Regions from separate parts of the Homo sapiens genome. Here all the other regions are linked to region 2. The links are chromatin contacts, found by Hi-C or POLR2A ChIA-PET in ENCODE. All regions are on one chromosome and are shown on one strand. The core of a region is the stretch at or near the end of the contact, and the rest is flanking DNA. Distances in the headings are between cores, read along the strand shown. Region 1 overlaps PHACTR2 (phosphatase and actin regulator 2). Region 2 holds the start of SF3B5 (splicing factor 3b subunit 5). Region 3 holds the start of PHACTR2 (phosphatase and actin regulator 2). Region 4 overlaps UTRN (utrophin).

The links. Hi-C counts contacts between places; a loop is a spot of excess contacts on that map. ChIA-PET counts read pairs that join two places held with the same protein, here RNA polymerase II (POLR2A). Pooled maps may share reads with other maps.
Region 1: a pooled map shows a loop between it and region 2 (10-fold over the local background). The contact joins the enhancer-like site here to the promoter of SF3B5 in region 2. A Hi-C loop is called at or near these places in 5 of 50 pooled maps. POLR2A ChIA-PET finds 5 or more read pairs at or near these places in 3 of 52 experiments (AG04450, PC-9 and WTC11).
Region 3: a map of ascending aorta shows a loop between it and region 2 (5-fold over the local background). The contact joins the promoter of PHACTR2 here to the promoter of SF3B5 in region 2. A Hi-C loop is called at or near these places in 2 of 168 maps with a recorded cell type or tissue (ascending aorta and mucosa of descending colon) and 7 of 50 pooled maps.
Region 4: a loop to region 2 is called in a map of Caco-2, with 3 times the contacts of the local background. The contact joins the enhancer-like site here to the promoter of SF3B5 in region 2. A Hi-C loop is called at or near these places in 2 of 168 maps with a recorded cell type or tissue (Caco-2 and IMR-90), 2 of 37 single-sample maps with no recorded cell type and 6 of 50 pooled maps. POLR2A ChIA-PET finds 5 or more read pairs at or near these places in 1 of 52 experiments (OCI-LY7).

What each region holds. Positions count from the first base shown.
Region 1 is chr6:143,803,851-143,810,454 of GRCh38, reverse strand. PHACTR2 (phosphatase and actin regulator 2) reads right to left here. Exons shown (of 13, transcript NM_001100164.2): 12 at 3,322-3,398. Among named protein-coding and RNA genes, the nearest start is that of LTV1, 36 kb to the left of the region's middle. Within about 2 kb of position 3,959, at least 4 of the 41 ENCODE cell types and tissues checked have a DNase peak (open chromatin) inside an H3K27ac peak, as active enhancers do.
Region 2 is chr6:144,091,241-144,097,791 of GRCh38, reverse strand. It overlaps SF3B5 (splicing factor 3b subunit 5), which reads left to right and starts at 2,219. Exons shown (of 1, transcript NM_031287.3): 1 at 2,219-2,908. The coding sequence starts at 2,295. The coding sequence ends at 2,555. RefSeq lists an enhancer at 1,770-2,469.
Region 3 is chr6:143,674,671-143,680,997 of GRCh38, reverse strand. It overlaps PHACTR2 (phosphatase and actin regulator 2), which reads right to left and starts at 3,033. Exons shown (of 13, transcript NM_001100164.2): 1 at 2,789-3,033. The coding sequence starts at 2,834. RefSeq lists a silencer at 2,792-3,091 and an enhancer at 2,841-3,689.
Region 4 is chr6:144,555,812-144,562,696 of GRCh38, reverse strand. It overlaps UTRN (utrophin), which reads right to left. Exons shown (of 75, transcript NM_007124.3): 50 at 5,386-5,540. Among named protein-coding and RNA genes, the nearest start is that of SNORA98, 150 kb to the right of the region's middle. Within about 2 kb of position 2,381, at least 5 of the 41 ENCODE cell types and tissues checked have a DNase peak (open chromatin) inside an H3K27ac peak, as active enhancers do.

The DNA.
Region 1 (6,604 bases), core at 2,710-5,209, 290 kb after region 2:
ATGAGTAGTGAGTAGACTAGGCATGCTCTTAAACTGTAGATCTGTAAACTAAGTGCTCTTTTTGGAGGATAATGGAATAGTTTATTCCAAAATGCAAAATGTATATGCCCAGAAACCTAGCAAATCCACTTATGGGACTACCACAGAAATACTGGCATGTGTGCACAAAGATATATGCATAAAGAAAGTCAAGGCAACATTGTTTTAATAATGAAAAACTGAAAACTCCATAAACATCCATCAATAGTGTAATTGTTCAATAACTTTTTGGCATATTATCTATGAAATGTCAGTCATTCAAATGAAATATATATATACACAAATATATACATAATTTTTTTTTCGAGACAGGATTTCTTTCTGTTGCCTAGGCTGGAGTGCAGTGGTGTGATCTGGGCTCACTGCCACCTCTGCCTCCTGGGATCAAGTGATCCTCCCACCTCAGCCTACCAAGTAGCTGGGACTACAGCTGTGAGCCACTACGCTCAGCTAATTTTTGTATTTTTAGTAGAGACAGGGTTTGCTATGTTGTCCAGGCTGGTCTCGAACTCCTGAGCTCAAAAGATCTGCCCACCTCGGCCTCCCCAAGTGCCGGGATTACAGGCCTGAGCCACTGCATCCAGCTGAATGAGATATATATTATTATAGAAAGATTTCTTAGATGCTGTGTTTATGTGTGAGAGAGGGTACATATAAATGCATACATGTACATACACATATTTAATATATATATATATATACACACATACACACATTTATAAATGCATGGAAAAACATCTAAAAGGATCTACATCAAGCTTTTACTAGTGGATACCTGTGAGAACAGAAATGAGGTTGGGAAAGGAGTGAAGGTTTTTCATTTATACTTAATAGAATTTTGTATTGCTTGAATGCTTAATTAGAATATATTATTTTTGTACATACAAATACATATATAAAAAAGAAGCCAGGTGCAGTGGCTCATGCCTTTAATCACAACACTTTGGTAGACTGAGCTGGGAGGATCGCTTGAGCTCAGGACTTCAAGACCAGCCTGGGCAACATAGCAAGACCTCATCTCTACTAAAAAAACAAACAAACAAACAAACAAAAAAACAAAAAATACCCCCACAAAAACAAAATGACCCTTACTTCTCCCTGTACTCCAATTTTATTGTGCTTCTTCATATAGAGTACAACAGAACAGAAAGAACCTCTTTTAGTATAAATATTTATTTTTCATAAAATGAGAACTTCCATAAAAATGTACTTTTAAAATTTGATTCCTTTTGACTGTAATTTGTTCTTTATATCATGCTATCAAATGAAGATAAGGCTATCAGATACTCCAACTTCTAGGAAAACTATGCAGAAGCAAAACTATCCCGAATGATAATGTATGGGTTGAGTGCAGTCACTGCAGCTCAGGGATCAGGACCCAACTGCACCAAGCACTCTATCTTCCCAGTTGCCCGGAGGCCCCAGCCAGCATGATGTCACTCAAAATATTCCACCTTTTAATAATCAACTTTACTTCAGAAGAGCAACTACAGGTGTCACATTTTAGCATACATTTTTCCCGACCCTAGAAGTGGAAGGGAGAAAAGAGGGGGACAAAAATGTCTGGCTTGATAGGGACATGTTGTTGGTCTCAGAGTAGATTATGATAGAATAAAGCCCTCAAATAGATAAAAATCCATTCAGGATGTTGGAACGCTCTACATGTATATAAAAACAAATGATATAGGAGGAAATAAAAAAATAAAGAAGAAGTACATTCAGCTCTTGGTGTCTGCAGGGGATTCATTCCAGGACCCCTTCAGATACCAAAATCCATGGATTCCTCAAGTCCCTGATAGAAAATGGTGTAGAATTTACATACAACCTACACCCATCCTCTTGTATACTTTAAATAATCTTTAGATTACTTATACTACCTAATACAATGTAAATGCTGTATAAATAGCTATTATACAGTATCGTTTTATGCTCTGTGTTATTTTTATTGTTGTGGTGTTATTTTATATTTGTTTTAAAAAATATTTTGGGCTGGGTGTGGTGGCTTATGCCTGTAATCCCAGCATTCTGAGAGGCTGAGGTGGGCGGATCACTCTAGGTTAGGAGTTTGAGACCAGCTGGACCAACATGGTGAAACCCTGTCTCTGCTATTAATACAAAAATTAGCCAGGTATGGTGGCACATGCCTGTAATCCCAGCTACTTGGAGGCTGACACAGGAGAATCGCTTGAACCCGGGAGGTGGAGGTTGCAGTAAGCTGAGATTGCATCACTGCACCCCAGCCTGGGTGACAGAGCAAGACTCTGTCTCAAAAAAAAAAAAAAAAAAAATTTTGGATTGTGGTCAGTTGACTCCACAGATGGGGAACCCATAGATATGGAAGGCCAACTGTAACCCTGAAAGAAAGGGGAGTTTCTCTGGCACACAAGACAGTAAGATAGGAAGAAAAGCTGTGGAGCAAGTCTATGATAACAAACCTCACTCCTCCCCCATCAATTTCAGGGAAGTTTGCTGTTAAAGTTGGAGGTTATACAGCAACTTCCTTTATATTGTGACATGCTCCCAGCACACAGTACCATCATCACCGGGACTGCAGGAACAGTGGCACCAGGATGTATGGCTGTAGCTTAGGGGATCAATATTTGTTACCGGGTTAGGTAACCTGTGAAAGAAACCGAAAGGGACTGAGGGAAAAATGGTAAGATGATAGCGATCTCCTTCGTCACCAGTAAAATCAGGATTCCCATCCTAAAGTTACATCTTCTGAAAAGTCAGCTTCAATCCTGTGTTATGTCTATTGTGAAACCAAAGTGTTATGTATGTGCCCACACTGACTCTCGCCAGCATCTATTCTGGGCATACAACTTCAACTAAGTCTGTTCAAGAGCAGAATAAATGATGTCTTCAGACCCAGAAAAAAACGAAGAAAGGAACCAAAATGTAGCCCCATGGAATGATTCAGACTTCCTTGAAAGAAAAGATTTAATTTTAGAAATTCTTATTCAGCATGATTAGTTTTAGTGTTCTTGAAGGAGATAGCTGAGTTTATTATGAAATTCTAGAAATTTACAATCTTATCTAGTCATATCTTTAAAACTGTCACATTGACTATTAGGTTCTTAAAAGCCAACAAGGATGAATGTGAGAGAAGCGGAAATGTTCATAAGATGGTTTTAAGCTAAACTGTTTAAAAACATTTTTTAATTGTGATGAAATATACCTATCATAAAATTTACCATTGTAAGCAATTTCTTTTTTTAACCAACTCAACATGGGATCACATCTTAAGCATTTTCAATTTCTAAGCTGCATTTTGTCACCTACCTTGTAAACTGTCGACTCTCTTCATGAACTTCCATTTCTGTGCTTTTAAATTCATTTAGTTCTTTCCTTATTGCTGCCTAAACAGGAAAAAAAATAGATAAACAGAACTGTTATTTAGGTCATATATTGCCCCAGTATATACAGCATCAATGAAGCAGACCTTTTTTTTTTTTTTAAGAGATAGAGTCTCGCTCTGTCATCCAAGCTGGAGTGGAGTGGCGAGATCATGGCTCATTGCAGCCTCAAACTCCTGGGCTCAAGTGATCCTCCCAACTCAGCATTCCCAGTAGCTCGGATTACAGGTGTGCGCCACCATGCTCAGCTAATTTTTAAATTTTTTTTGGTAGAGACACAGTCTCAAGATGTTGCCCAGGCTGATCTCGAACTTCTAGGCTCAAGTGATCCTCTCACCTCAGTTTCTCAAAGTGCTGAAATTACAGGCATGAGCCACCATACTGAGCTTAGACATTCTTTTAAGGTGTAATAAATATAATATCATACTATAGCCAAACTAAAACCATGATAGACTTCCTTCAAGTGCCATTGGCAAGAGGGAGTGGGAGCGGGCCTTTGCTAAACTCATCCTTGAGTCTGGTCTATGAGTCACACGGAACATCCCCCACCCACGATGACCACAAGGAAAGTGCAGGTCATGACATTTTCTGAGAAGCAATACCATTTTCCTATGGAAAGTTCTACATAGAATATTGCCTACAACAACATGGCTTTGACTAGCTGCCAGAGAGCTACAGAGAAAGCAGTTGCTTATATATTCTTTAATATTGGAAGTTTATAGAAATAGAACTTATAATTTCAGCATAATCCTTAAAGCTACCCAAAGAAAATATCAAATAGAATGCATTGCTATTTAAAGAACACATAATCCGTGTCACGTAATTTTTGGTATTTGAGGGGATGCTTACGCCATTCAGACTGAAATGTTAACATTAGTTATCTGTTAACAAATAGTGGCAGGATTACAGATGGTTCGTGGTTTCAAATTTTTGCTTATTTTTATTTCCTAACTTCTCTATAAAGAATGTTTTACTCATGTTTTTAAAAAGGTGCTAATAAAAACACCCCTGTAACCTCTAGGCAAAATGGACTCTTCAGCCAAAACTAAGAATGATAAGTCACAGGGAGTGACTTCACTGGGAGATAAAAAGTCTTCTTTGTGGTTGGAAAATAATACATTTTAGGAAAGGGAACAGACAGAAAAAAAGCCCTGAGGCCTGTCTCTAGCTCTCTCTCATAACTAACCATCATTCTGCAATACACGAGCCTTTCCCTCAACACTCCTTTCAATGCTATATTTAAGTCCATGTCACAGATTGTCTCTTCTCCCCAGATATATTCCTCAGCCCCTGTAGTTTCTATGGAGAACCTGTGACTAGGAACTGTGACAATAATGCTTGCTACTGACTTTTGGAAATGAAGAAGCAAGCAGAGAAATATGTGTGAGCCTGAGTCCTCTGTGACATGGCTGTCCAGTTTGTCTCACTAGTCCGATCAACAGTGAGGATACTTTTGCTTACTGCAAAAAGTGATGCCTAGAACCAGAAGGAGAAAGAGTGAGGCTGCTCTATACCACTCGCCAATTAACATCTATAAAACGTTCTTCCTTGAAAGGAGGTTTTTTTTTTTTTTTTTTTTTGAGACGGAGTTTCACTCTTGTCACCCAGGCTGGAGTGCAGTGGTACGATCTTGGCTCACTGCAACCTCCGCCTCCCAGGTTCAAGTGATTCTCCTGCCTCAGCCTCCCGAGCAGCTGGGATTACATGCATGCACCACCGTGCCTGGCTAATTTTTTGTATTTTTAGTAGAGACGAGGTTTCACCATGTTGGCCAGGCTGGTCTCAAACTCCTGACTTTGTGATCCGCCCGCCTCGGCCTCCCAAAATGCTGGGATTACAGGCATGAGCCACCGTGCCCGGCCGAAAGGAGGTATTTTAATTTGAATAGTGGCAGAGAATCCTGTCTTGATGTTCATTTTAAATTTCTTCTCCAAATGTAAGGTTTCAGCAGAGGAAGTGAAAAGCGGTCCACTGGGAGTCAGAAGGCAGGGATTCTAGTCTTGGCTATGCCCTCATTAGCAGTGTGACCCTTAGTGAGTCACTTCACTCCAAACCCCAATTTTCTTATCTGGAAAACCAGGAGGAAATTCTTCACAATATCATGAGAATTAATCAAGAGCATATTTGAAAGTGCTTTGTACACTGTAGAGTCAATAAAATGTCATTATTATGAGCCTCTTGAAAAACAAATTATTCTAGTTTGTGATTGGGATTCACAATTCTTTCACTTTTATTTATGAAGAGTCCACTGGAATGGAAGAAGATAATGCCACCGAAGTTGACTTAACCATGAATAAGATAAAGTCCTTATTTGCAATAGTAGGTTGGCTACTACTGATCTAAGAGTATGGCAAAAATCAATGAAAGCATTCTGTGAGCATCAACTGAGATATGGAATTTACAAAACATTACAATTGTAAATTGTGTGCTATAGATCCATCATATTGATACAATTTATAATTCACTGATGACCATATACATATGCATAAGAGAGACAGTTTACTATTTACAGGCATATCCTACTGGCTCATCTGCAATGTGACTTTGCTATTCCCCCATCAAGAGGTGAAGTCTGTCTCTCCAGCCTTGACTCTGGGTGAGTCCTGTAACCACTTTCAACAAATGCACACAGTAGAGGTGATACGTGCCAGTCTGATGTGGCCCTTAACTGGCCTGGCACCTTTTGCTTCTTGCTACTTTAAAGCCAGCTGCCATGTAAAAAAAAGTGACTACTCTCAGAAAACCATGCTGTGAGAAACCCAAGATACAGGGAAAGGCCCTGGAGGTTAAGATGCTGGGTAGATAGAGAGAGAGAGGCCAAGGAGCAAAAGGCACCGACGGTTAGTGAAGAAGCTGTCTTGGAAGTGAATTATCTAACCCAGCATCTCACCTGATGCCACAGGGATCCCAAACAAACTGCTGGGCCGAGCCCTTCCCAAATTCATAACTCAGAATTGAGAGCAAAATAAATAGCTGTTTTAAAAGCCACTAAATTCTGGGGTGGTTTGTTAAAAAGCAGTTGATAACCTGAAAACTATTCCAAGGCTTTTACCTTACAGCTGATGCAATGGAGGCCTAGAGAGGTCACATGACTTGCTAGAGAGAGATGCGCATTAACCCTTTTCCTGTTTGCCCTGAGAATATTTGCCTGGCAACACTAACGGCTGCAGTTGTTTACCTCAGGATAAGTTTGTCATGAAATATCTTGC
Region 2 (6,551 bases), core at 970-3,469:
TCATCCCGAAACCATTGCCATAACCCCTGTCCGTGGAAAAATTGTCTTCCACGAAACCAGTCCCTGGTGCCAAAAAGGTTGAGGACCACTGCCCTGGAGAAACACCTTCACATGTATAAGAATATTTATTTCGGCATTGTTTCTAATAACAAAAATACGAAAATAAATGCCCATCATTGAGAGAGTGGACATGTTATGTTATACTAATTAAGTGACATACTGTATAGCAGTAAACAATGAACTAAAGTTACATAACATGTAACATGAATACTGACAAGGGCAAAAAGCAACTTTTATAACAATATAGACGGAGTGTTATTTATATAGAGCTTTAAAACTTGCATAACAAAAACAACTATTGTGCATGGATACACACTTTCAGCAATCAAAAAAACAGGCTCCATAGAAAAATGGCAAAATGTTAAGGTTTGATACATCTCCCACAAGTATGCCTGGCAAAATTCTTTACATTTTAGGAGTGAAACATTTGTTATAACGAAGTTTAAACAGCAGAATAAAATTATTTTCAAGTTATCTCCTTCCCAGTAAAGTTTTCCTTCTCTTCGGTTGTAATAATTTATCCATTTATCAAATTTTTGTTTTGGACTTTTTTTTTTTAAAAAAAGGATCTTTTTTTCAAGTAGCTTCTACCCATGTAAGGAAGTTATTAAACCAAACAGTAGGACATAAAGCAATAATAAGGAAGAGACGTATAACTTGCAAAGAGGAAAGAGAGTTTACATCTGTCTGGAGCAGCCAGAGAAAACTCTAAGGAGATGCATTTGAGCTGCCTTTAAAGGGAGATGCGTTCACCAAGGGAACAGACATTCCACGTAGAGGGAATAGCTTGTACAAGGAAATGGGGATGGACACAACAGGTAACATGGAGAAATACAGTTGTCCCTCAGTATTCGTGAGTGATTTGTTCCAGGACCCCCATGGATACCAAAACTAGAGGATGCTCAAGTCCCTGATATAAAACGGCTTGTATTTGCATATACGCACATCCTCCTGTATAGTTTGTCTCTAGATTATTTAACATACCTAATACAATGTAAATGCTATGTAAATAGTTGTTATACTGTATTGTTTAGGGAATAATAACCTTAAAAAGTCTGCATTTCGGTACAGACTGATATTTTCCCCCAATATTTTCAATCAGGTTGGTTGAATCCACAAAACCCACTGAATGGAAGAGCCAAGTAGGGTGAGGTGAGGCCTTGGAGGGAGGATATCAAAATAAGTGGCTAGAGAGGAAGGAGGAGCTTGAGGTGGAAGCCGGAATGTGTGGGAACTGGTGCTGTACTTGCTCACCAAGCACCCTGGTTAGAGCTGAAATAACTCTTTTATGCCACAAACTCCTAAGAGACATAGTTGGGACCAGAACTGGCGCCTGCTGACTTCTGGGTAATCCATCCCCGGTTGTGAAGGGACGGCCGTGCCGCCACGACGGCTCCGAAATACACCAAGAGTTTATTTTCGGGGCTGCTCGTAGTCCAGTCATTCTTGGGTTTCCCATTTCCTATCAGCCCCAAGCCACCCACGGATGCTCCCCACCTCCAGACATCGCCCTCCACTAGGTCCCCAGATCACTTTTAAAACGCGACCAGGGGCCGGGCGCGGTGGCTCACGCCTGTAATCCCAGCACTTTGGGAGTCCGAGGCGGGCGGATCACGAGGTCAGGGGTTCGAGACCAGTGAAACCCCGTCTTTACTAAAAATACAAAAAAACTAGCCGGGCGTGGTGGTGTGCAACTGTCATCCCAGCTACTCGGGAGGCTGAAGCAGGAGAATCGCGTGAACCCAGGAGGCGGAGGTTGCAGTGAGCCGAGATCGCGCCATTGCATTGCAGCCCGGGCAACAGTGCAAGACTCCGTCTTAAACAAACAAACAAACAAACAACAGAACGCGACCAGGAGTCCCGGAAGCCTGCGTGCACGAACTCCCAAGACCACAAGTCCCAGCATGCAACGCTCCTTGTTGGAAAAGGGCCTCCCTTAGCCACTAAGTGGACCATCATGCAACATTCTCTGATGGGGCGGGGATCTCCATGGAGGGGGGAGGCACACTTGTTGCGTCGCCTCAGCAACTCCAATTGCGTGACAGAATGTGCTTCCGCTTCCGCCTCTGAGCCCTATGAGCGAGAGTTACGCTACTTAGTCGTTGTGACGCCATTCTTCTGCGACGGCGCGGACCTGGAGCTTCCGCGCGGTGGCTTCACTCTCCTGTAAAACGCTAGAGCGGCGAGTTGTTACCTGCGTCCTCTGACCTGAGAGCGAAGGGGAAAGCGGCGAGATGACTGACCGCTACACCATCCATAGCCAGCTGGAGCACCTGCAGTCCAAGTACATCGGCACGGGCCACGCCGACACCACCAAGTGGGAGTGGCTGGTGAACCAACACCGCGACTCGTACTGCTCCTACATGGGCCACTTCGACCTTCTCAACTACTTCGCCATTGCGGAGAATGAGAGCAAAGCGCGAGTCCGCTTCAACTTGATGGAAAAGATGCTTCAGCCTTGTGGACCGCCAGCCGACAAGCCCGAGGAGAACTGAGACTCTGCCTTACCACCGCAGTGCGGGGCACCTCTCCCAGCGTTTCTCCGGTTTGCCAATCCTCTTAAGTATTCCTGTCTCCAAAGGACCGGCTCTCCATGGCTCCTGCGCCTCGTGCTTTCCGCGTACAGAAGTGCTTGCCCGGGGAGTCCCGCCTGACCTGCCTTCATGTGGACCCTTAGAACAGCACTGGGAGACCAGCAGGACTCCTGAGAACTGTGCTGGTGGAGAGGTCCTAGAGCCGGCGAGCGTTTGAGAAGAGGGCATGGCGCTGGAGTGAGATGGGATTTGGCGTCTCGTTTTTGGCTAATTGATTGTCATTGGCTTTTTCCATAAAGTTTAGAAATCGTTCAGTCTCTTGGTGTGAACTTTCTGTGTTAGGGTGGAAGGCTCCGGAAAGAGCTGAGCGGGAAGTGGGTTTGGGTGAGGGAGCGCATGCCAGTGTCCATGGCCAGGCACTTAGATCCGCCGTGTCTACCTTTATAATTAATTCCCCGACTGCCACTTTTCCCAAGAGCGTTATTTTCAGGCCCACAATGCCTTCAGTATTGAAATTTGTGGTTATTGTATCCCATCTTCTTTTTCTCCTGTTTTAAAACTCTTTGCAGTCTTTGCTGTCATTGTCCTCCCTAGCCTCTTTAAAATGCATCCTTTTTTTTTTCTTGGGAATTTGTGGCCATGTCTCCAGAAATGACAAGCTGGCAAGCGAGTTCATCCATTCTACATTCAACAAATATTTGTTGAGCTCTATGTGACAGGCATTTTCCCGTGTTCTTGGGGCTTACATTATGCTGGTGGTGGAGAAAGGAGGTCAAACACTAGATGTAATAAGCAAATGTTAGAAGATGCTGCGGGGAGGGGAGAACAATGTATGTGGTGCGGGTGGGAGTAGCTGGTAGGGCTGTAATCTTAAATATGATGCACAAGTTACTGAGATGGTGACATTTGAGCAAAGACTTCAGGAAAATGAGGGAAATGGCCATGCGGAAAACTGGAGAAATTGCTTTCCATGAAGAGGGAACTGCCAGTGCAATGGTACTAACGCTGGGAGTATGTATGGTTTATTGGAGGAACTTCAAAGAGGCAAGCATGGCTGGAGGGAGTGAGTAAGGGGAAAAGTAGAGGGACAGGTAATGGAGGGGAAAACAGAGTAGAGTCTTGTAGGACAATATATGAACCTCTGAGGAGCCATTGGAAGGTTGTGGTTTTTTTTAATTTTAGTTTTTAAAAACACGAGATGGATCTTGATATGTTGGCCAGGTTGGTCTTGAACTCTTGGCCTCAAGCAGTCCTCCCACTTCAGCTTCCCAAAGTGCTACGATTACAGGTGTGAGCCACCACTGCAGACCATTGGAAGGTTTTTACGCAGAGAAGTCACGTGACCTGGCATAGCTTAGCTCAGTGGTGGCTTTGGAACTCCAGGCTGGAGTGCAGTGGCACGATCATGGCCCACTGCAGCCTCAACTTCCAAGGCTCAAGCAATCCTCCCACCTCAGCCTCCCAAGTAGTTGGTACTACAGGTACGTGCCACCATGCCCGGCTAATTTTTGCATTTCTTAGTTTTTTTGTAGAGATGAGGGTCTCATGTTTCCCGGGCTGCTCTTGAACTCCTGGCTCAAGCAATCCACCCACCTCAGCCTCCCAAAGTGCTGGGATTACAGGGGTGAGTCATTGCTCCTAACTTTTCGTTACACTAGAAAATTGTAGAAGACACCAAAGAGCCTCTGTTTATGTGGATTGTGGCTATTGATATTCACCACCATAGAAATGAAAACAAAAGTTTTAATTCATTGAAAAATAATGAAAATTCTCAGAAAGGTCAATGGTAAAAATAATGATAATAAAACCATTTCATGTTAACAAAAACTTTTTTTGTTTTATGAAAAATGGCAATTTACCAAGACATAATTTAGTGAGAAGAATGGCTTTTAAGAAAAACCGGTTTTTCAGAGGTCTTCTGTGTTTGGCTTAATAGAGGACAGCTTGATTCCCATATTTGCTTTTGCATTCAAACTGTTGGGATATGAAATTTTTGTCGAAGTATGAAAAAATCCACTTCTCATAAATATTTAGTATAGGAGCAATATTTAACTTTTTCAAATAGATGTACATATACTTCTTTGATATTATACTAAAACCCAACAAGTGGTAGTTTCTTAAAGGTTAGTTACAACATGGAATCTGAAACTGGTTTAATGAACTTTTTATTCTGTTCCATTAAAATTCATTCATGTATGTTGAGCTTTGAATGGATCTTTTACCCATACCTGATTTGGAACATCATGCATCAGTCATCTGAAAAGTAATGGGTTACTGAGTTATACAGACCTTCCAAATGTTGTTACATTCATTATACATATCAAAAATCACATTGAGTAATATCATCCCTGTCTCAGGAAGGTTTTATAGTATTGGGAAACTGAAAGACCTACTGTGAAGGTATAAGTTTTCCACAAGTTTAAGTTTTTACTTGATAGCTTGAACTTGATCAAGCTATCAAGCATGAGGTTGATAGCAAATATTATTGTTTTCCTTTAAGTGAAAGGCCCACTTGGTTCATTTTCAAGAAAATGTCTGCCAAATACATACCCAATACATACCCAAGTCTGAGTAACAAGATACAGTTTGTCATTTTTTTCTTGTAAATATGTGCCTTGAGAAAAAAAAAAAAAAGGCAGCCAATTCAATTTGCAACTCAAATAATAAAAAGTGTTTTTCCTTGAGAAAACTATTGTCCTTTGGTAGGCAGCAGAAATGCTTTATGCATATTATGAATTTCATCACACAGAATATTAAAAGACATCTTAAGGGCTAAGATTTCATAAAGTTAGCAATTTTTACTGCTTCATCAAGCACATTCTTAAGTGAAACTGAGGTTTTTTGTTTTTGTTTTTACTGAGGGTGCATGGCAATGAAGTATACAATGACTAGCAATACATTTTTGTGCCCCTCCATTGATTCATGCTAAGTGCTGGTAGTTTTATCACTATTGCTTTTGCACCATCTGTGCAAATGTTAATGGTAAGAAAGGCAAGTAAAATCTTACTTTTATGAAAATAGTTTTGGCTTCAGTTTCCCTGGGATTTCTTTCTTACCATTTTTACTGGAAAGAATGACTATAGGAGATTAAACTATGGTTGTTTACACTTGGGTATCTGGCAGATATTTTATCAAAAATGGATGAAATTGCCGGGCGTGGTGGCTTATGCCTGTAATCCCAGCACTTTGGGAGGCTGAGGCGGGTGGATCACAAGGTCAGGATATTGAGACCATCCTGGCTAACACAGTGAAACCCCATCTCTACTAAAAATACAAAAATTACCTGGGCGTAGCGGCGTGCACCTGTAGCCCCAGCTGCTGGGGAGGCTAAGGCAGGAGAATGGTGTCAACCCGGGAGGCGGAGCTTGCAGTGAGCCGAGATCGTGCCACTGCATTCCAGCCTGGGCGACAGAACGAGACTCCATCTCAAAAAAACAAAAACAAAAACAAAAAAAGAATGAAATGGGCCATCGCTTCAAGAAAAACAGTTGAACTGTGGTTTCAGATGATCCCTCTGGCTGCTGTGTTGAGAACAGACTGGGGTAATGTAAAAGAAAATAGATTGTAATAATTGGCAATTAAATAAAAATGTCAACACTAATTTTTTTTCCTCTTTAAAGAGTAGCAGAGTCAAACTAAGTCACCATCCTTACAAAACTTGATAAAGGTATACAAAGTGTCATTAGAGTGAGCTCCTGTCCCCAATTCAAGGCTGTAGCAGTAGAACAAGAGAGATGACAGCCTGCATTGGAGATAGAGAGGAAAGGACTGGATATATGGTATGGGATAGCATATGTAAAGAAATGAGTAACATGTACAGTAAGAATTTAGAAGGAAGTCAGTAACTTAAAGACCTCCATGAAGAGTGAGGTTTCACAAAGGCAAGGATTTTGGTCTTTTTTACAAACCAATATATCCTAAGTATCTAGAATGATGTCTAACACATCCCAGGTGTCC
Region 3 (6,327 bases), core at 1,784-4,283, 420 kb after region 2:
GATAAATAAAATGTGGCATATTCATACAGTAGAATATTATTTGGCAATAAAAAGAAATGAACAACTGATACATGCTACAACATGGATGACCCTTGAAAACATTATGCTAACTGAAAGAAGCCAGTCACAAAATGACACATTATGATTCCATTGACATGAAATGTTCTCAATAAGAAAATCTATAGAGACAGAAAAGTTGATTAGTGTTTCATTAAGGTAGAGCCCACTGGTTGAATAGGGTGGGAACAGAGATTGAGGGTCACACAACACTGTGAACACACTGAAAAACAATGAACTGTACACTTTCCATGGGTGAATTTTATAGTATGTGAATTATACATCAATACAGCTGTTCTTTTTAATAATGGATCTAACTGCATATTTTCAGAAAAAATTATTAATGGTCTTCCTAGAACCCAGAGAATTAGGTGCAACCTAAACTGAAAGGCTCTAGAGAGCCTAAAGTCAAAACGGGGAAAGCAAGCTAACTTCTAGCCTATAATGAAGATTTTTACAAAAGGCCAAATTGAGCGATAAGTATGAATAATTAAACTCTGTGCTATTGATTCCTTTGACTTAAACAGATTTTCGCCCACTAAGCATTTAAGATGAGAATCATCTTTAATACTGTAATCCTAAGCAGCTGCTCCAGACTTAAACAACTAGTCAATGGCTAAGATCAAACAGAACAAGGATCTTCACGCCATCTGTAAAGCCAGAGTTAAACAGTTAACAAGGAGTGAACAAAATACCTGGAATAGTAGAGAGTTTGACAGTCTCAGACTCAGAAAAATACAGACATGAATATAAAACTCAGCAAACGTTATTTAATTTAAATTTTTTTTTTTTTGGTTTTCATTTGGAATCTGATGGCAAACCTTCAGGGAAACAGGGTAGCTCTAACGGATTTAGAGACACTGGATACCACGAGAAAACTGTTCTTTTACAATACCACAACTTAAGTCATAACCACTGTCATTCCTTAACTGAAAAATAAAAAACCCTGTATTTATGATGTATGGATTGGTCATTTCAATTCATACAAACTTTTAATCCGCAAAACTGAGGACCTGCAATTTAAGTATAACACCGTTCCGTGAGATATTTCTCTGAATTATCTTTCATGATCAAGCATAAATTTTTGTTTAAAACACTTTTTACTTAAGTAGATTACAGTTTCTCATTATAATCAGTCATTTTATTTGGAATTATAGCAATCCGGGTTTTTTTGCTGTACTAAGACGTAGGGAGTCTCACTTTAGGATTTTATTTGCTTCTTAGACATCATTTATATAATATTCCTTGATTTTTATTAAGGCAAAATTTGCTTTTCTAATATTCACTCGAGTAATATTTTGTGATAAAATCACTAAATTCAGGACAATACTTTCTGTATACTCTTGTATTGGAGTACAGATTTAATTCTATCTTCGCCGGTGCACAAATGTAAAAATATAACCCTTCCTTGAAATGAAAAGAAGTCTCACACCACTTTAAGGTAAGACAAAGGAAACCAAGTCTTATTTGCACAAAATAGTTTACTAAATTTAAAATCCTACTCAACCCCTCCCCGCAAATATCTCTCAAAAAGCTGTCAACATGAGGTCTTTGATTTCAGAGCTGTAGCCATGTCATTAATGGTAAAGAAGGTATATTCTGATTCTGATGTCTCTTCTTTGCAGAAGGGTCTTCTGTGGTATTAACAGAAACCTCAGCAAAGCTTGTGGTATCTCAGGGAGTGAAGCTGTGCTACCTAAAGAAACCCACTGGGTATAAAGTGGGGTGGGGGGTTGGAATGACAGAATGCTATCTAGCTAGACATCCTGAGGCAGATTAAAAAACCTTCCTCTGTACCCTGTCATTTCCTTTCAGCAAGATCCTGTTGATGTTTGCACAATTTAAAAAGTGTATCAAATATCTCAATGAGTAACATAAACGGTCCCTTCGAGTATTATTTATTTTTAATCGTTGATGGAAAAATATCAAAATAGTACCTTTTAAATTTATTTCCTTATCCAATCACAAGTAACACCACCAAACAGTTTTTTTTTTTTTTATCCCTACACTGTCGGGGAAATGCCAGACGTACCTTCCTTCCCTCTTTTTGTTTAAGAAAATGGAAAAAAGAAACTTTTAAAACAGAGCATTAGAACTCAGACACGTTACACACGTCTCCATAAAACTAACTTTAGTCCTGGAGAACTAAGTTCATGAGATATGTTTCCCTAAATGTTATAGCTGCTGTATCTACTATAAACAAAACAAGTCTCATTTGAAACAATTACGCATTTCGGGGCTAGTTATTAAGTATTCAGCGTCTGCCAGGATAAGGCGATCAGCGCTTCTACTCCGAATAACAAACCATAAATCAGTTGACAAGCTTGAAAGCATTCAGTCCTAGTCTGTTCGGAAGCCAAGCGTAAATACAGAAAAACCTGTTGGCATGTTTCTCTTGCTCTCTAAGTTTCGCGTTTTTAAAAACACTGTAATACGCAAATGGCGTTTCCCGTAAGTTTCTGGCTCCGAAATAATTTGGATAAAAAACCACAGCGAGGCATCGCGCACAGAAAAATGGAGCCTGTGCCTTTAAGGTAAAATCGGCTGGATCCCAAAAGGCATTCCTCTTTCACGACAAAGAGTTTGGCGAGCGCTACCTCTGGGGTTTCTCCGAGGGACTTGGCGGGTCCGAGCGGAACCCGACCAGACGACTAACCCTGCCTGCCCCGGGGCCCCGCCGCCAGCCCTGCGCCCGCGCGGCGGGAGCGCATCGCGTGCGCCCCGGACTCACCGCTGCCGGGCTGCGGGGACAGCGTGGACACCGAGGTCTGGCCCATGACTGGGGTCGCAGGGCCAGGTCCAGCGATCAAGCGGCTCCTTTGGTCCTTCGATCATGGGTCCGCTCCCAGCCAGACTTCCAGGCGTTCATGTCCCGGCCTGTGCCGAGCGGCCCGCCGGGTCCCCTCACCTTCTACCCCGCGCGGGTCTCCCAGCCCGGCCGGCCGCAGCCGGCGCGGCGGATCCTGCCCAGCGGATGCCTGTCATTCCTCTATGCAGATTAGCTGGGGTCAGGGGTCACGGGGGAAGAAGGGGGGTGAGGGCGATAGGGAGGGGAGGAGGGGGAAGCGGGGGGAGGGCGCAGGAGCAGGGGGTGGGGGAAGCCCCCAGCCGGCCCCGCCGCACCCGCACCCCCTCAGGGTGGTAGGGAGTTCAGGCTTTCAGACTACTCCTCTTTGACTTAAAAGGTTCAAAGTCAAATGATCCTTACGGGCTACAAGAAAAGGAATTAAAGTATTTAGTCACGGTACTTAATTTAACAAAATTTGTTTCTTAAAAGTTATTTCCTTCCTTACATTCTATTTGCAGTATTGTGGCACTCTCATGTCTTGTGCCCATTTTTTTCTCGTTTTAAAAATTATCTTCCTTTTAACAAATATAATTTTTTAAAAACGGCACTAATGGCCTCAATCAGGCTTGACAACAAATCTAAATGGTAGGTCTACGTGTGAGATCAACAAAATATACTTTTTGCTGTCTCCCACCTAAAACTCTGGAGTGCTGACCTCTCCTTTATTTCAAAAGAATTACTGTGAAATAAAGTGATTAAAATACACAAAAGGGGAAAAAAACTATAACAAACTTGAAAGGTGAATTAAACCCTTCTATAATATCCTGTTAAATCTCAATCTTCTTAAAAATATGAATACAAATAAATATTCTTCATATTTACAGTTAATGATTAATTAGTATAAGTAATCTTCATGCTATATATATATAATGTGTGTATATATATATACAGTATATGGAACATCTGTATATGGTGCATTAGATTGGATGGTGGTTACTGGATGTGTTCATTTTATGAAAATTCATTGAGATGTCTGTAATGATGTGTGCACTTTGCTGAAGGCATATATTTCATTAAAATGTAAAAAATATCAGAAAGTGCAATATATTTAGGTCATTTACCACAGCTTTCATTTTTTAATTTATCCTAGACAATCAACTCTGAACTAACATGAAAATCATTTTTTTCTAAAATTTTTATTATTAAGATCGTGCAGAGCCTTGTTTGATTTTTTTGAAAGGCACTTACTTGTCTGTTTTGTCATGGTTAATTAAGTTGCCCTATGTTTTTTCACACCCAAATAGCCCACCCACCACTGTGAGGAAGATCTTTTCCCTAAAAAAGTGTGATCCATTGTCTTCTTCCCTTTGCCTAATTCACTCTTAAGAAACACTGATTTTTTTTTTTTTAATGAAATTGAGGATTTAACCAAAATGTGAGTTCTAATTAGGACAATAAAATTAATCCTAACTACATTTCCTTATAAATACAAAAATGTGTTTTGGAAACACATCCCACCTGGGGCGCTAAGCGATGAGAGTAAGCAATTATAATGGCTGGCTCCTCCAGCTCTTTGCTTTGAGTTGCCGTAAGAAAAAAACAAACAAACAAAAGTGGTTAAAGGTAAGTTAAGAGGGAGAATGTTTCACTCTTCCTTTTGACAGTCTTTCTGATAAAGGGAGGTCACTGATCAGAGGAAATATACAGTACCTTTTGCACATTCAAAATATGTAACTGTAATAATTTTTAAATACTGATAAAAGTTAAACTTTAAGGTTGCTATCATTTCTTCTTTTCCTTGAGAAACAATAGCATATTTCTATTACTTCTATAAATTCTTATTTCAAAGATCAAGGAGGTGCACTATAGTTCCAGTTTTTCAGGAATTGCTTAATACAGCTATATTTACCTTATTCAAGACCTTTCATGATTTGCTAGTTAATATAATCTTCAGCCTCATCTGGGATTCCTATAATACCCTAACCAGGTTATGCAATTTTCTCTGAAACTCTTCCAGTTCCATTACATTATCCTTGAAGCATGTCAACCAAAACTGCAGGAAGTGTGCACTAAGTTTTCTTTCTAAGAGTGGGACAGTTCTTGTTCTTGGTTTCTAGAGCTTCTGATGGAACTTGGCATTTAAGTGGCCTTTTTATCACAGCTAACAAGTTATACTAATGAACATAGAAAACGTCTACAGAAATCTCTAAATTTCATTTCTAGGTTGTAACGCAAAGGTTAGATATTATCACCTAACAAGAGAATTTTAAGATAATTTTCCCCCAAATTGCCTTACTCTTGCCTTATTAGAACTCACACAGTTTTACTAAGAGTTCTGGGTGTTAATCCCATGGGTTTATAGTTTAACTCTGGAAACATTTAATGTCATCTGAAAGGCATGGACATTTCTCTGTATACTACCTCTCTCTAGGGAATTTATTAAAATGCTAAACAGGATTAGACCCAATACCTAACTCTGAGGAAGCTATCTATTTATAATTCTTCAGCATTTATCCCATTGGTCCCACCCTTTGTTCTCTATTTCTAAACCAATCTCTTATCCAGTGATATCTTGGTAAATGCTTAACTGGTTTGGGCTGGGGGTGAGGAGGCAGGAGGGGGCCTCAGACTGCTTTGTTTACTGTGATGTAAATACTCCTACAATAACCTATTCTACAGGCCTTCAACCAGCTAGCAAAACTGATATCAAACAGCTTGCAAAATTCCTTGAAATGTAACAATTTGGCCCACCAGCCTGTGTGAACTGCCTTCAGCACACCGCTACTTTTCTCTGTTATAATAATGCCGCATCATATCATACCATGGCTGAGTTTGAGGAATAGCTTCTATTTAGCCTTCCTAAAAATATAGACTAATGGCATCTACTGATTTTTTCCATGGAACACTCTAAATATTTTTCAAGCTCTGAAAGAACTACTGTGATTTATTCATTTATTTCCAGAAAGAAACTAAAGAAAGTGAATTAGTGAGATAGAATTTCCCCTTCTGAAAGCCAGTGTGCCTTTATGACACAAAGTTGTACTTATCAGGTTTTCAAGCATTCTACCCTGTAACACAGACTTCACTGGCTTGTCTGATGTGGGAAGTCTTAGACTCACCCACCTGGGGTACCCAAAGTGACACTTGCACTCCTCCTGGATGGAAGCCACTATATCTATTAGGTTAAAGTTAAAGCGGACAAAAGCCTAAACATTGGCAATCTGGACCATTTGTGAGAAAGTTCTTTTCTAGGTCAAAGTCCAAATGGCAGACATACAACTTGGTGCCTTTAGAGAAGATGGTTTACAATTACTACAGTCACCACTACCAAATCCTATAACTTAGGTTACTGCCAGATTTTTCTAGGCAGCCAAATCTAGCCTGGAGCAGGAAGAAGAAGGAACCTTCCTCAGAACACAAATGCCATGAATACTAATCCTGGAGGTCTCTGCCTTGTCCAGATGCTGCCAGCTGTGTGAGGA
Region 4 (6,885 bases), core at 1,132-3,631, 460 kb before region 2:
AATCATTCTATTATAAAGATACATGTATGTGTATGTTCATTGCAGCACTGTTCACAATAGCTAAGACATGGAATCAACCCAAATACCTATCAATGATGGACTGGATAAAGAAAATGTGGTACCTATATACCGAGGAATATTATGCAGCCATAAAAAGGAATGAGATCATGTCCTTTGCTGGGACATGGATGGAACTGGAAGCCATTATCCACCGCAAACTAATGCAGGAACAGAAAACCAAACACCGCATGTTCTCACTTATAAATGTGAGCTCAACAATGAGAACACATGGACCCAGGGAGGGGAACAACACACTGGGGCCTGTAGGAAGGGGGCAGGAGAAGGGAGAGCATCAGGATATATAGCTAATGAATGCTGGACTTACTACCTAGGTAATGGGTTGATAGATGCAGCAAACCACCACATTTACCTATGTCATAAACCTGCATGTCCTGCACATGTATCCTGGAACATAAAATAAAATAAAATAAAATATTTTTTTAAATAAATAATTGTGTCTTTTTAAATTCCGTATCTTTTCTTCCCAGGATGGTTGGACTTTTGCTTTGGCAGAAAATGCTTAATTGCAAGGTAAATTCAGCAACTGTGATAATTCTGCAAACCAAGGAAACTGCATTTTTTAAGAAATTTCATCTGTTAATAAAATTTTAGAATATCTATACTGCACTCAGAAAAGCAGACAAAGAAGTATTTTATCATTAATTAAAGTAGAAAGAGTTAGAAATGACTATGGACAAACAACTGATAATGACTCAACCTTCTGCTAATTTAACCCCAGAAAGTACTGTGCATTTGACTAAAGGAAGTGGACTTATCAGAAAGACATTATATGAAAGAGCATATGATGACACTTTGGGCATCTTTTTCTTAAGCATATACTACCTACCAAGAACTTTTACACATAACTTTTGATATCACAATAACCCCACATATTAGACATGTTCTCCACTTTAGAATCAAGGAAATGGTGACTCGGTGAGTTGAAATAACTTCCTATAGGTTAGCACAGAAGGCAAGTGCCTAAGATGGGCTTTTAACCAAGGATTGCCCCATATACCTTACACTCAGTGCTTTCTGTTCTGCCTGTACAAACCTAGAAATACCTTAACATAGGCAAGGTAAAATGCGATAAGGACAAGGAGAAAAACACAGAGTAATTAGTGATTTCTAAGAAACTATTTATAGCACACAGTTATACTGTCTCATTTCCTTTACAATACTTCAGTGTAGATAACTATGTGTGTATATACATGAGTGTGCATATATATACATACCTGTATATACATGCATGTGCAAACACGTCTATACACACAGTTATATGTGTGTGTATATGTGTGTGTATAAACACACACATATATGTGTATGTATATATACATGTGTGTTACACAGGTGTGTATACGTGTGTGTGTGTATGTATATATATATATATATATATATATATATATATATATATATATATATATATATATAATGTTATTTTTGCCCTGGAGTGCCAAAATATATACAGCTAAAATAGCATTTTAGACCCAAATCAGGCATCCACACTGACTGTGCTATAAACACATTTCAACAATCACTATCTCAACTGGCACTAGAAAATTTGTTAATTAGCATTAAGAGATGGAAGGAAAAAAAGTGATAAGTAAAAAAAGTAGTGGTCAGGATATATAGATTAGTTAGAAACATTAGAGACAGGCCTACTTTTCAAAGAATCCAAAAAATCAGGATTCAGTTGCGTTTCAGAAGTAATATTATTTTTGAACATTAGAAAACTAATATTATGAAAGTAACTATATTAATTACTACCCCTGAACAGGGTCTGGGGAAGCAATCAAACACATTAATATTTCTGCAGCAAGGAAAAAGGCTATTCATACTAACCAGAATAAATAAAGACTTTAATAAAGAGCTGCATGGTAATTCAAAGATTTCTGTTATCAAAGCTGTTTTTAGATTTTGGCATTGTAGATAAGGGATTGTGGACTTATAATTGTGAATAGCTAAATTATTTAGGCTAACTGCAATTCATACAAAACATTTCCTTTGAAAGCTGATATTGAACTTCACACATTATGCTGCACAGTATTCCATGTGCAAATATAACAACCCTTCACCCCTCCAGAATTTGGCTGACAATGATGTATATAAAGAACAGGCTGGAAGATAAGAGGGCAGCCATGGTAAAAAGGCCTCTCAGCAGCCATTAGACGGGGTGTGATGGCCACGTACTGGAGTGCATTACATTATGCATAAAAAAGGCCCCGTATCTTTCATCTGATATGGCTTCTAAACTCAACACAGATAAGAATCAGTAAGCGGAATTACAGACAGAACTGAGAGGCGGGTACACAAAGCAGTCACCAAGAATGTCAGCAACGGCTGACAGTCTGATTCAAAGAACAAAAATGAAACTGTTTTTAGAGACAATAAGAGCCTGGCTTGCCAGTCAAGCTTGAATTCCAATCCCAACTCTGCCATTATAAGCTGTGTAGTCTTGAGTAATTCCTTAACTTCTCTGTACTTCAGTTTATTCATTAACATAGGACTGATGAAAATGCTACCTCTCTCCTGCAGTTGTTGTGAAGATTAAATGAAATGATGTGTGTGAAGAGGTCAGTACAGTGCCTGACAATGAGACGACACTCAAAATTTATACGCACAAAACAAAGCCCCAAATCTCACAAAGTATAGCAGCCTGAATAAATTTACTGCCAATTCTTCAGAACTCACAGCATGAAGAGCATTACCATTTAGTATAGAAAAATATCATCCTGACTGTGTTGCATGACTTTGAACATGTCACTTAACTTCTCTGAGCCTGAGAATATTAGATTAGACCATGTATTCTCAACACAGGTAATAAATGGTTATTTCTTTTCAGGGGGAGGGTGAAAAAATGTATTCTTTTTATGTATAAAGCACAACCATACAGTACACAGTATATCATGGTATTAAAATTTCATGGGAAGATGAGTCTACACAGGCTCCTTAGGGAAGCGATAATGTAAAGAAAGGTTGAGAAACACTGGTTCAGAAGAACTCTAAGGTCACTCGTATCCATTAAAGTTCCTTAATTCTATCTTTGCAACAATACTACCAAGAATTCAGAAAAAAGTTAAATATACATTCACAAGCTTTAAGAAGGCAAAGAAAGATTTATATATTCTACAAAGATGTCCATTTAAAATAGTTAAAAATTGTAAAGTTCACTGGGTTTAAAAGAGAAAACTCTCTTTACATATAGAAGCCCTAGTTATCATTCACGAAGGGATCCTATGAGCCAGTTTTGCTCTGTTTTCCCTGTTTTATAGATAACAATATATCTAAATCATGTCTAAATATTAATATAATTACTTATTTCCACCCCCCGGAAAATGCAGAGAGAAAACACAATAAGGACAACCACTTGTAACTACAAAGAAACTGGAACATTGTAATTGTCTTAGCTATGATAAACGAAAAATCACCTTGCAATATAATTCATTTTTAATTGCCTCTTCCATCTAATCCAACTACTGCTGTAGGCTGTCTTAAAATATTTACAAAGTAAAAGCAAAAAAAAAAAATAAGAAGAAGAATTGGAGGTGCTAAATAAAGCAGGCCACACATTCCTAACGGATAAATTTTTTGTTAAGTTTACAAGGAAAACAAAGTCCTAACTCTTATACATGGAATTTTTGGAAACACAAAGACAGAGCATATTTAAGGACTATATCTCTTTTTTTTATGTTAGCTATATTATGCAAATAATTTTTATTCATCGTACTTACTGTAATACGTATATGTTTTCATCCACAGTTCCTGCAACATAACTCCCATAACACTTGTTATAGCCTTTTGTTCTAATATTGGGGTGCCTCAGGGCTCAGAAGCAGGCCTCAGAAAACAATCTCTCTCTGTGACCTTCTCCTGCCCTTTCACCTCCTTCTTTCTCTCCTGAAGGCAGGAGTCTTCCCCTACCTTTCTGTCTTGGAGATGGCCATAAAGAAATTCTCTAACCTGCTTTGTCTGATTGTAGGTCTTTTCTTTTTTTTAATTATTATTATTATACTTTAAGTTTTAGGGTACATGTGCACAACGTGCAGGTTTGTTACATATGTATACATGTGCCATGTCGGTGTGCTGCACCCATTGACTCACATTTAACATTAGGTATATCTCCTAATGCTATCTCTTAAGGTTAAAGCTGTTTTTAATTCACCTTCTTCCCTGCCTGAGTTATGATATCCTTACTAAATCCAAATAACCTATTATAATAAAAGAGAAAAGTTGTAGTAAAATGTTAGAAAGACCAATATTATAGCCACTCTGCTTTAACCACTTGTGAAGTTTTGTCTTTGCTAACCCAGTCTTATTTTCTCCAGTATCCAAGGTATATCTAACAACACATTCAACCTCACATTGTGCCATCATAACCCTCTTCTTTGAGTTTTCAGAGCTTCAGAGATTGTAACTAAAAATAACACTCTGGAAGTGTATAAAACGTATCCATGTCAAAATGTTATTAAATGCTTAGCCATACTTTATTAGCAGGAATATATCAGGAATATAAAGTGCTCTAATACCCATTTTATTCACGTCAAAATAGATGTGTTTTGATACCAAATTGGTTTTAAGACAGTTGCATTTTAATAAAGATGTGCGTAATTTCACCTAGACACAGGCATTCCCAGTACTATATGCATGATGTAAACATCTTTTTTTACTAATGATGAATATAAATATGCAGTCTTAAAGAGATGCTAATCACTGTTTATAGTTTCTCAAATTCTAGGTGTTCAAGTGATTCAAGTGACAGAAAATTCTCTTGTAAACACATATTCTATTTTGGGCTGTTCCAAATACTCTGACTAGACAAAGTAATGGGAAAAAAGATAGTAAATTAACTAAAATCCTAAATGCACATAGATTATTTCAGGGATCTAGTGTTGGATCCATGTGTGTCTGGTCCTCAACTTAGGATGCCCCACCCAAATAGCACGCTATTCCAATTACCTTTAGGGATACCATTACCCTGATGCATCTGTAAACACCTGCACTCCTTACCATCAGAAGACTACAAAGTGTATTCTAGATAATACTGAGAGCGTAAGACAATCAGAACACATAATCATTGGCAAGGTTTAGGCTGATTTAAAAAAATAAAATAAAAAACTCCATTGTAAAAATTCAAAAACATATTGTATAAGCATACATTCTGTACTAAGTATGATAATACTAACTCAGAACATCACAGTATAAAAATACATAATAATAAAATGTACTTGTAGTAGCCACATGTTTGGCAGGTTTCCACGAGAAAGCCAAAGCCATCAAATTCTCAACTTGACAATATACATTTACCTGCCAGGGCCTTAGACTTACCTTTGTTTGAGATTGATCCATGATGTTTTTAAGTACTCTGTGGTTTCTTTCACATTCCTTGTGTCATCACTCCCATATTCCTCCAGGAGTTTCTGCAGGACGTTATCGAACGCCATGACGATACCATCTCCAGGACCCAGTTCTTGAAGCAGTATCTGAGGTGCAAGTGCAGGTCTGTTTGTTAGACTTGGTCACTCAGTAATTAGTATAATCAAAACAATGGTACTCCCAGCAGATTTTGACATGCTTTAGATACAGATATCACAGGATGAAAACAGACTGGGGGCAAACCCTTTTGTTATATGTAAGCTTAAACCAAAATTAGTAGAAGTGAAAAGAAACATGTCCAAGAAAGTGATCGAGTACATAGATGACAATATTACAAGATTATTATCATTTTCTTTTTGAGATATTTTCCTTCCTCAAACCATTTGTCTTTTTCATTCCTTCTGCTGTACCTCTCTGATCCTTACACGGACATGCGTCATAAAGGACTGAATACAGAGACAGTTCCTGCATACATGCCTGGAGAAACGTGAAGAATCAACAACATGGACGTCTTCCATCTCTTGCCCCTGGATCACAAGGTGTGTTTACAAAGATAACCACTTGAATGGATCAAGCTGCCAAGCAAGGTTTACTGAGAGTTTGCTTGAATAGCCAAACTGATGCTGAATTTGTCCACTGGCATTGGTTCTTTGACATAGTTTTTCAGCCTCTGAGAGTCTCTGGATCAAGGTACTCACCATGAAATCTAAATGACAACTGAAACCTTTAATATAATGCTTTTTGTAGCAATTGGGAAGATTTTAAATCAGCCTAAGGTTTCAGAAGAAAAGAATCACACTGCTGATTAAAAAATAATGTTCTAATATGATAACTGAAACACTGACATCACTTTTAATTGTATTCCTCTAGTTAAGGGGCCAGGGGCTTCACTATTACTTGGGAGTCATTTGGTGGAAACAGTCAGCAGTATCACAAACACACAGAATGATCCAGAAATGCATATAACTGGCCACTTGCTTTTAAAACTGTAACCAAGTAAAGTCTGCATTTGTGGAGAATAAAAACATACTTCCACATTTTCGATTGTTTTCTACATATACTTTCTTAAATTCTTCACAAATATACACTTCCATCTTAGGCTAGCTGAAGGGCAAATAAATGTTATACCAAACTATAACCTCACAACTAAAACCTCCAATTCAAGAATATTTTATAATTTTATACAGAGAATCTTAAAAGCACTTTTAAAAATACCATAGTTGTTCAATATTATCAACTCTATAACTGAACTGATGACAAAAAAGATGTCTGCTATTACGAAATTGATAAAACAGTTTGGTTAAAAAGTCATTAAAGGAAACTAAACTTACTTATCTGATTTGTTCACTATAGTAGTCCTCAAATGAAAGTCTTGGAAAAACTTATTAATAAAAATAACCTTCAGGGTAAGTAAGTAATATGGTTTGGATTTGTGTCCCCACCCAAATCTCA